2 separate regions of the Homo sapiens genome follow, and region 2 is linked to region 1. The links are chromatin contacts, found by Hi-C in ENCODE. All regions are on one chromosome and are shown on one strand. Each heading gives the region's core, a stretch centred on a gene start or an enhancer-like site at or near the end of the contact. The rest is flanking DNA. Distances are from core to core; before and after follow the strand shown. Region 1 holds the start of LHX2-AS1 (LHX2 antisense RNA 1). Region 2 has its middle 39 kb from the start of NEK6.

Region 1 (5,002 bases), core at 1,593-4,092:
TTTCCCTCCTCCGGGAGTTTCTACATCTGGAATCATAATCACAGATAAAAACCTTGACAAAATTGCATCTGAGCACATTCCTCTCCGCAGCCTTTACTTTCTCATAACATTTAATACAATATTAATACCTGCTACTGAAAAGCAGGAGGGAGGAAAAGGGCTGCCAACCTCCACGTTTCCTGATGCATCATGTTCAAACCTGAAATTCACACTTCGTGTTTCATTTTAAGTTCAGTGCATTTAACAGGGCCCTAGAGAGAGAGCCCTGGTTAGTTCCCCAACCTGCTCAGCTGACGCCCAGGGAGGCGGTTTCAGAATTGTTCAGATCGCTGCAGGGAGAAGAGGAGGAGGAATTGGGCTTCTCTCTGCCTGCAACAGGCCAAGCCACTTATCTATTCTAATGTCACAGACACGGGGTTCCTCTTCGGAAACAACTAAGGCTCCACTAATTTTTATTGTCGATAGCGGTGATAAGCAGATTTTCTGTGTAGTGTGACCAAGGCAATGAGCTGATTTCGTAAAGAAAGAGATAGCTATGCCTGAACTGATTTACTGCTGACTGACAGCCTCTCGCATCAATATAAAACACTCCCTGCTTTGCTGAATGAGGCCCACAAGCCTGGGAAAGGTGTGTGTGTGTGGGTCCTCATTGAAGATACAGAGCTTTTCTGCTCTCCCTGTGACTCAGCCTCACCCCACCCTTTCTTGGAGATAACCCTAACCCTGCATTCCTGTGCAGTGGCAAGGAATCACCCTTCCTCTGCCTTACAAACAGGAGACAGAGGTTAGAGAGAAGGGGAAAGTGCAGGAAGCATATCCCACTGGGGGTTTCCTGGGGGCATGCATGCTACTCTGGAGATGGACTTTTGCATGTTGGTGGCTTTGTTCAGTCCCTGCCACTCTAACCAGAATTGGGATTGTGACAGTCCAGGAGTGTCCCCTCCCTTTACAAAATGTAAACCTCCAGGATTCTGGAAGGTTTAAATTGGTAACATCTCTAACAGCAGCCTCAGTGCAGAGGGGACACACACACACACACACACACACACACACTTCCCTGAGCATTCCCACTTTGGTAAGGAAGGAGTATAATTTGCTGAATGGTGCAAGCAAGCCAGGAGGACAGAAGATGTTACACTTTACTCAGGGAACAGAGGCGGGCAACTGGCCCTGTGACTGCAGCCAACAGCTTTAAGAACACAGTCCTTTCTGCTTCAAGGTTAGGGAGACGTTCTCGCCTCTTTCTTCTTTGCAGTTATTATTCAAGAGGCTTCCCCCGACCCCAGTCCCCAGCACCATCCTCAGAGCTTCAGACCATACATTGACAGTGAGCAAAGGGGGCCCCAGGCAGGCGGGTCTGGGGCCAAGGAGGGCGGCTCCCCTGCGCGGATCCTTCCCTGGTGGCTCCCAAATCCGGCGTTTTCTCTGCCGCCTCTCCCTCGGGGGAGACTCGGAAAGGCTGCAAAAATCTGGGCGCCCGTTCGCTCGCTTGTCAAGAAGCAAACTGTCTTCACATTCTCCAAGAGCAACATCCCTGCCTAGGAAGAGGAAGGAAGAGGCAAAATAAATAAAACCAGTTAATGTTGTAGTTAACTTGCAAATCAAGTAAATCTGTTGGTGCCGTATTTGAGAAATAAACCATCACAGCGTCACAGCAAACACACACTTCTGAACGTCTTCATTTTGATTTAATGGTATATCAGCGTCAACTATCGCTTCCTCTGCTGGTACACACGGCCTGATGCCGCGGGAGGAGGGTGCCCATGTTTATCACCGAGTGAGATGACTAATTACACCTTGTCAATCACCGGCTATGAAGACATAAAACCAGCGCGCACAATGAAGTAGTTGCCTGCAGCGTCAATTAGTTGGCGATTCTGAGGTTATTGCGTGGCCCTGCTTTGGCCGCCTCTAATAACGGGACAGAGCGCCGGGCACCGCGCACTGATCAATCACCCTCCTTCCGCGGCCGCCCGGCTCCCTCCCCTCTCCCCCGCCGGGTCTGGCCTCACTTTCTCCGGGCGGCTTGCGCTTCCTCCCTCCGCGGCCCCGGCTCCGTGGCGCCGGCAGCCCCGGGAGCCCCGGGAAGTTTGCGCGCGGCAGCTCCGCAGCCGGCAGCCGGGAGCCCCGCAGCCTTCGGGGAGCGCCGGGGCTGGTGGCCCCTTTGTTGGAGGAGGCGTGGAGGGAGCGCTTTTGTTCTGAGTTAGTCACGGTGGCCGGCTGGAGGCTGCTACCTCATTATGCGCCGGGTCTGCTTGTCTGCGAGGAAGCAGATGGTGGGGAGGTAGGCAGCGGCGAGAGTGGCCAGACCTGAATTCCGTTCACCTGTCACCTCCCACAAAAGGCAGGTTCGGGGGACTTAGGCATTCGTTGCCACTTTCTGGGGGAGGGGGAGGTCGAGGGGCCGCCGTTTCCGGCGCCTGCGAAGGTTCCGTACCTGTCGGTGCCCGCTCCCCCCACCCCTTGCCTTTCCCTTGGCTGCAGCTTCTCGCACCGCGTAAATGTCACTCACGTGTCAGGATGTGTGTTTACAGCCTGTTCCTCTGCTTGTTTAGTCTCGGCGGACAGGGCTCAGCGGTTGCGCGACGTTCCCCGCCGCTGGGGGAGATTAGCAAAGTTACCCGCCTCTGGACCCCGGGGCCTGGGCCCCTAGATCCCGCCCCGCGGCGGGAGATGCGTTTGAGCCTTTTACAGACGGAGCGCGTCCCAGCCTGACGCAGAGGGATGAATAGACAAGCGCACCGGGCGGGAATCCCGACTGCCTGTGTATCTGGGGTCGGCCCAGCGTTGGACGTGGGCTGCTGGTCCGAGAGGTGGCGACGGAATCGCGTGCCTATATGTATGGGGGAGTGGAAAGTCGCAGGGTGTGTTTCCACGTTTCTTGAGCAGCCCGCGGCAAGAGTTGCTGAGTACCCCACCCCCCGCCCCCAGATCCTAAGGCAGCCCCTCGAGCTTTCCAAACGTATTGTATCCAGCCCTCCCGAGAGTGGAGTTGCACCAAGGACAAACACTCTAGCGTCATTACAAATTTTTTCTGCCCCTTGGGCGACCTCCAGATGAACCCTGGTGACTCTCAGATTGGATTTTCATTCCTTACTTTCTTTGAAAGAAAGTGCCCCAGATGCGTCAATAAAACATGCCTATGTATTCGTGTAGGCGTCCGCATGCCTGCGCGCCGGCCGTGTGCAGGCGCCGAAGCACACGTCTGTGTGAACACACGGGCACGCGCGTCTTTGGGTTTAGTGGTCCTTCCCTCGCGTTGGGGCATCTGTACACATGCAGAATATACACATATGATTGTAACTTCAAGTTTTTTCAATTATGCAAAACGACCTCGTAGGAGCACTTGCAGTGATTTAAGTAGAATCGCCTGAGCACGCAAGTGCAGGTATAACGTGCAATTTACCATTTTGCAGTTGCATCCTTCTTCCCAGCTCTAGACACTTACACCTGATGCGCATGTGTAAGACCCTAGCTCTTCAGTGGTGCTGGCTGTGATTTTGCCAACAGAGATAAAATTCGTGCTGGCTGTGTTATTGCCAACAGAGATGAACATGTGTATTTGCACACATGAACACAAGTTCATGTGCTTGGGCATTACACGCATACATATATTTGTGCACACATATATTTGTGTGTGAAAGTTACTTACACACGTGAAAAACATGATTTCATGCCTCAACTCTGTACCCTGTGAGGTAAACCGCAGGTCCTGACTATCCCCTTACCTGTCCTGGCAAACAAGTCATTTCAGACTGACACCCGCCTTGTCCCTATTAGACGGAGCCAAACCTGCCTCCGAAGCAGACCCAGATGGGACTCTGTAACCGAAGTGCTTATTCAGTTTTTGTCTACAATCATTTTATTTCCTAAATCCCTCCCCCACCAGACACCTGGGTATTTCCCTCCAGTCCCCAGGAGACTCTAGGGTGAGCCTGAAACCTGGAGGCTGGGGGTAGCAGTTGGGATTTACCCAGCACGCTACTTTGTTGGCCCCTGGGGAGGTGGTGCAGCCAGGCGGGTAAGGAGGACTCGCGCCATCAGCGGGGTCTGAGACATGGTGTGCCCAGTGGGCAGAGAATAGGCCTGTGGTTTTTAAGAACCTCACTGATATCGAATGTGTCTTGGAGTGAGAAAGTTTTTAATGGAAAAGGAGCAAGAGAGAGTAATGAAATAATTTGCTAAGTGCCTACTATGTTCCAGGCATTTTACATCCACAGTCTCTTTCAATCAACACGTCCATGCGGAGGAGAGCTTCTTGTCGCCCATTATAAAGGTCAGAAACAGGCTAAGGGAGGATAAGTCACTGCCTAAGGTTACAGTGCATGTAAATGGCAGAGCTAGGATTCGAACCCTGGCCTTTCTGAGTTCCTAAAGCCATGCTCGCCCCCACTCTTCCAGGCTGGGGAGAGACCGGGAAGAGCGAGAAGCTACACGCTGGGCTGCAGATTGGGCCCTAGCGGGCTTGGAGCGTGGATATGCTGGCTGGCCCCCCTCCCCGGGAGTCACAGCTCTCGCCGGTCTCGCCACTCAGGCTCTGCCGGGTACCCAGGAGGCTTGCACGGCCGCCTGCAGCCCGCTGTGCAGAGCCCGGGCCGAAGGCGGAGCTCGATGGGAAACGGCCGGCCGAAGGCTCTTGCAACTCTGCCACAGGCCTGCCTTCCCGGGCCTCCCAGGCGGGTGCCTGAGGCCGCGGCTCCAGGCCGAGGGGAGACCGCAGTGAGACGAGCATCCCCTTGCTGCGCCTTCTTAGGATAGAGGGTTTAATTTTCCTTTCTGAAGATATCGCAGGAAGCTGTTCGTATCTTAAAAACTCCAAACCCCGCGCTCTCCCTCCTCCCTGCCTCCCCCCCACCCCCGCCCTCCAGCCTCGCCCACCAGCTCCCACCATCTCGACTCTCCTCTGCTCCTCTTGCCTCTCCCCTCCCTCTTGGGTCTCCCGCCTTCCCGGAGCACGCGCTGCCAGGGCCTGGGGCGCCGAGCGGCCAATGGCACGGCGGCA
Region 2 (5,002 bases), core at 1,037-3,536, 210 kb after region 1:
CATACTCTGCCCAGAGGTCGGGGCCTGTCCACCGTTGGGCCTCATGTCACAGATGGGGACATGGCCTGGCAGGGCGAAGGGACTTCAGGAGATCATACAGTAAGTTAGTGTCACAGCCGGACTTGGAGCCACATCTCCCAGCTTCAAGGCTCCCTGTTGTGCTGTGGGGAAGGGGTGCACAGGGCTGGCCCGGGGACAGGGCCTGTTCCTCACTTATGAGTGCCGTGGGCTGGGGCTCAGAGGGTGACTTGGTGCCTTGTAAGGGGGCCAGGGGCAGCTGTGGGTGGGGGTGTCCGGGGATTACTGCTAAAATAAGTAGCAGCTTCCTCTGAAACGCCTCTGTGGTCTGTGGAGGGGAAGGAAGTGGAGGACCGGAAACAGGGGAGGCAGAGAGGTGAGAGGCTGAAACTTCTGCCAGCATAGCAGAGACCAAGCTGGGCACCCCCCACCCACCCAGACACAACAGTTGGCCTCTGCCAGGCTGCAGCCTTGGGGCTGCAACCAGGAGGGCCTGGGAAGCTCAGGCCCAGCCCTAATATGGCCACCCAGAGGCTAGAGAATCCCTCTAGGTTGCTCCTGGCTGGCTGGGCTTCTTCCCTTCCTCAAGACACCAGTCACTTCATGCACCATTCTCTTTGCCTGGAATGCCCTTCTCTACATTTTCCTTTAGGGCCCAACACCAATGTCACCTCTTCTGGGAAGCCTTCCCTGACCACCCACCACACACACACACACACACACACACACACACACACACACACACAGAGAGAGAGAGAGAGAGAGAGAGAGGCAGGACAAGACAGCCACAGACCTTCATCATGAATAGTGGCATTCACTGTGACAGTGGCGTTCATCCAGTGCTTCATGTTTATGAACTGCTCTGCATGGATGATCTCATTGAATGTTTACAAAAACACAATGTGTGGTTCTATCAATAGCTTCATGTTACAGACGAGTGAACCAAGGCTCAGAGATGAGCAACTTCCCCAAGGTGGCATAGTCAGAAAATGGCTGAGTGGGGAGTGTGACCCAGGTCTGACTCCACAGCTAGGTCATTGAACCATGCACTATCCTCTGAGACTGGGATGGGATCAGTGTTGTGCAACTTGCCTGCTCCAAGGAGGCTGCATTGTGACCCTAGCAAAGCTTCATTTTCAGCCTTGCCCTTCCCAGCACCCCTGGAGTAGCTGGGAGCTATAGAGTACTCTAGGGAGAGAGGGAAACCAGCTTGTAATGAGGAAGCATTTCCATGTAAACATTTCTGGTAAACTGTGTGAAGGGATCTCAGAAGTATCTCCAAGCCCTTGATACTGTCTTGGGTTTTGTTTTCTCCTTCTAAATAAATGCTTTTGAATCTAATTTTGTATTCTGTTTCTACAGATGGGGCTTCCAAAATTGAAAAGCTTCAGACTTCACAAATCCTAGGTCCACCCTGCGGTGCCCTGTGACTTAACCACAACCACTGCACTGCCTGGGCTTCCCCAGCCCTCTCCAAGGCCCGCTTTCACTGTACCGGGGTTTTCTATTTATGGATCCGCCCTGCTACCCGCCACTCCCACAACCCCCACCCATAGATGGGCCATGAGCTCCTCATGGGCAGAGGGCGAGCCCTGGTTTCTTGGTACCCTAGGGACTGCTTGGTATATAGAAGCCCAGGACAGATTTGTTACATGAGGGAATAAAGGAGTAAATGAATGAGTGAATGAATGAATATGGGTCCCTTCAATGCCATCAGGAAGTATGAGAGATACAACTCCAGCTTTAAAACTCCAGGTCAGCTGGGTATGGTGGCTCACCCTTGTAATCCCAATACTTTTGGAGGCTGAGGTGGGCGGATCGCTTGGGCCCAGGAGTTCAAGACCAGCCTGGGCAACATGGTAAAACCCCATCTCTACAAAAATTAACTGGGCGTTGTGGCATGCACCTGTCATCCCAGCTACTCGAGAGGCTGAGGTGGGAGAATTGCTTGAGCCCCGTTAGTGGAGACTGCAGTGAACTGTGATCGCACCACTGCACTGCACTGCAGCCTAGGCGACAGAGTGAGACTCTGTCTCAAAAAAAAACTCAAGGTCCATCTCCCTGTGTGCCAACCCTGCATGGGTGTTGAGGGTGACTGACAATTTGGACAGGGTTCAGCTGAAGCCAGTCTCTAGCAAGGAGGCCCAAAGCCCCTCCGGTCACTCTGCTCCCTACAGAGGCAGCACTCTAGGCCCCAGGCCTGGACCTCAAGGCTGCAGCAGGGCCCCTGGCCGCCCCCTATAGCCTTGGAAGCCCCTGAGAAGAGGCCCTTCAGTGCAGCTGCAGCAGGTCAGACGCCTCCTCTGGAGAAGAAGGAAGTGAAAGTGCTGTGGTGGGTGAGTCATCGGAGTGTCCCTCTGGACGGATTGATGCCATGAGTGGCATAAGAGGGACAGGCTGGGAGGGAAGAGACACCAGGGTTAGGAGCCCTTTTAGTATCCTCCAGGAAGGCCCCACCTCACCTCCCAGCCCCTCCCAGACACAGGGGTCTTCAGCTTGGAGAAGAGAATGCCTTGGAGATGCCATCTTTGTCCTAGTCTCTGAAGTGGGTAGAAATTAGACAAGGTCCACAGCAGAGGGGGAAGATGGAGTCAGATGGGGAGGTCACAGAGGCTAACTGGTTGCCACCAGGGCCAGGCTCTGGTGGGCTGGCTGCTGCCTGGCAGTAGTGATGGCCAACAGCAAGTAGGGTGGTCTCCTGCCATGGGTCAGGATGTGGATTCTGGATTTGAACCTCATGTCCTCAAACCCCAGCTCTGCCCCTCATGAGCTGCAGGATCCCAGGCAAGTGGCTTCCCCTCTCCTTCCTCTGCTGTCGAGTGAGATCATAGCACTTAATGCATAGGATGAGCAGGGCATGATTAGATACATTACTGTATGTAAAGTGCATAGAAGAGTGCCCGTTCCCAGGAAACCCACAATAAACAGTAACTACTGTATCAGGCAGCATCTCATCAGGAAGCCTGAAATGCCCTAGGTTTTGAACAGAAGGGATTTAATACAGGGGCTTGTCTTCCAATGGAAGGACTGAGAAACAAAACAGGGAATGGTGCAGCCGCCCAGGGATAGGACTTTGCAGTCATATTCTACTTCCTACTGATGCTCGTCCTCAACCTAGTTGCTTTATGTCTCAGAGCTTCAGTATTTTCACATGTAAAAATGGGAATAAAAAGGACCTTTTTTAATTTATTTTTTTATTTTTTAGATGGAATCTCCCTCTGTCGCCCAGGCTGGAGTGCAGTGGCGTGATCTCGATTTGCTGCAACCTCCGCCCCCTGGGTTCAAACAATTCTCCTGCCTCAGCCTCCCTAGTAGCTGGGATTACAGGCATGTGCTACCACACCCGGCTAATTTTTGTATTTTTAGTAGAGACGAGGTTTTGCCATGTTGGCCAGGCTGGTCTCCAACTTCTGACCTCAGGTGATCCGCCCACTTTGGCCTCCCAAAGTGCTGAGATTACAGGTGTGAGCCACCGCGCCTGGCCGATATTTTTTTTTGAGACAGAATCTCACTCTGTCTTCCAGGCTGGAGTGCAGTGGCGCGATCTCGGCTCACTGCAAGCTCCGCTTCCCGGGTTCAGGCCATTTTCCTGCCTCAGCCTCCCAAGTAACTGGGACTACAGGCGCCTGCAAGCACGCCCAGCTAATTTTTTGTATTTTTAGTAGAGACGGGGTTTCACTGTGTTAGCCAGGACGGTCTCCATCTCCTGACCTCGTTATCCACCTGCCTCAGCCTCCCAAAGTGCTGGGATTACAGGCGTGAGCCACAGTGCCCGGCCGATATTTTGTTTTTAAGAATGAAATAGGATAATGTAGGTAGAGTGTTTGGTAGAGTACTGGCTCAGCGTAAGGACTCAACAATGATCCTAGCAATCGCTTATGCAACACGCTAGTTCTCATGACAGTTCTATGAAGCAAGTACTGTGATCACTATGACTCCTATTTAACAGAAGAGAAAACTGAGGCATGGAGAGATCAAGTCACGCAACTAGTAAATGGCAGAGCTGATCTGAACCAAACTGTTGGGCTCCTAAGTCCCACCCTTAACCATTACACTATGCCCCCTTCCCATTTCACCATCAACAGCTCTCTCCCCAGTCAGCCTCACTCAAGCTCAACGCCGCTCTCCTTCTCAGAATTTTACCCAGGGCCTCCAACTCAGATCAATAACCAGCATCTGCTCCCAAGGGTAACACCTGACACCTGACTTCTCACCTTTTTCCCAGGCCTGGGGCCCTGGAGTCACCAGGGTTTGAGTCCTGACTTTGCCCATTTTCCAGCCGTGGAGCTTGTAGAAGGCACTTCTCTTCCTAAAGCTTCCGTTTCCTCCACTGCAGCATGGGGAGGGAGGCTTGTCCTAAATTTGTTGGCCTGTGGTGGAGACAATTTGAAGCCACACTCACGGAGCAGGTCACACTGGAAGCGTATGTGTGTTCAGTGTGTTCCCTGGAAGCGTATGTGTGTTCAGTCCATGAAACTCTGATCAACAGTTAATCATATCCCCAGAGTCCTGGGGACACTGCCAAGTATTTCTTTGCTTTTCCCAACACGTTCTCAGCCCCTGCAGTGTGCATCGTGGGCAAGTGTGCTGGGCAGTCCTGTGTGCTTGCCCCTCTCCTGCAAACTGCTTTTCCCAGTTTCCTTTGCCAACTGGCTTCCTGTTAGGTTGGGCCAAGGGGAAGCACTGGCAGGAGATTGGAGCATGGGAGGAGGGGACAATCTGGGTATTTCTCCCTCCCTCTGCTTAGGGAGGGAGTGGGAGTGGCCTTTCCCCAGCACAGGCTGCTCTCTTCTGTGTCTTTGGCTGCTCTAGAACCACCCGGTCATCTGCAGTTCCAAGTCTCCAGGTGGCTCTGATGATTCAAGTTACTCCTGGGCAGTATCACTGCCTCTTCCTTTTGTCTCTCCACCCCTAAGTGGTAGCACCTTTTGCCATTGTGGAACAAGCACTTGCCTCACCATTTGCTGTTTGGCTTTTCAGCTCT

What was found. A loop is a pair of places that touch in the nucleus more often than their neighbours do. Pooled maps may share reads with other maps.
Region 2: a loop to region 1 is called in a pooled map, with 2.0 times the contacts of the local background. The contact joins the enhancer-like site here to the promoter of LHX2-AS1 in region 1. A Hi-C loop is called at or near these places in 2 of 37 single-sample maps with no recorded cell type and 2 of 50 pooled maps.

Annotation. Positions count from the first base shown.
Region 1 is chr9:124,006,554-124,011,555 of GRCh38, forward strand. It overlaps LHX2-AS1 (LHX2 antisense RNA 1), which reads right to left and starts at 2,843. Exons shown (of 2, transcript NR_135129.1): 1 at 2,513-2,843; 2 at 1-1,538. RefSeq lists enhancers at 850-1,561, 1,562-2,272.
Region 2 is chr9:124,216,530-124,221,531 of GRCh38, forward strand. No RefSeq gene overlaps it. Among named protein-coding and RNA genes, the nearest start is that of NEK6, 39 kb to the right of the region's middle. RefSeq lists enhancers at 502-581, 1,491-1,650, 2,221-2,580. Within about 2 kb of position 2,287, at least 16 of the 41 ENCODE cell types and tissues checked have a DNase peak (open chromatin) inside an H3K27ac peak, as active enhancers do.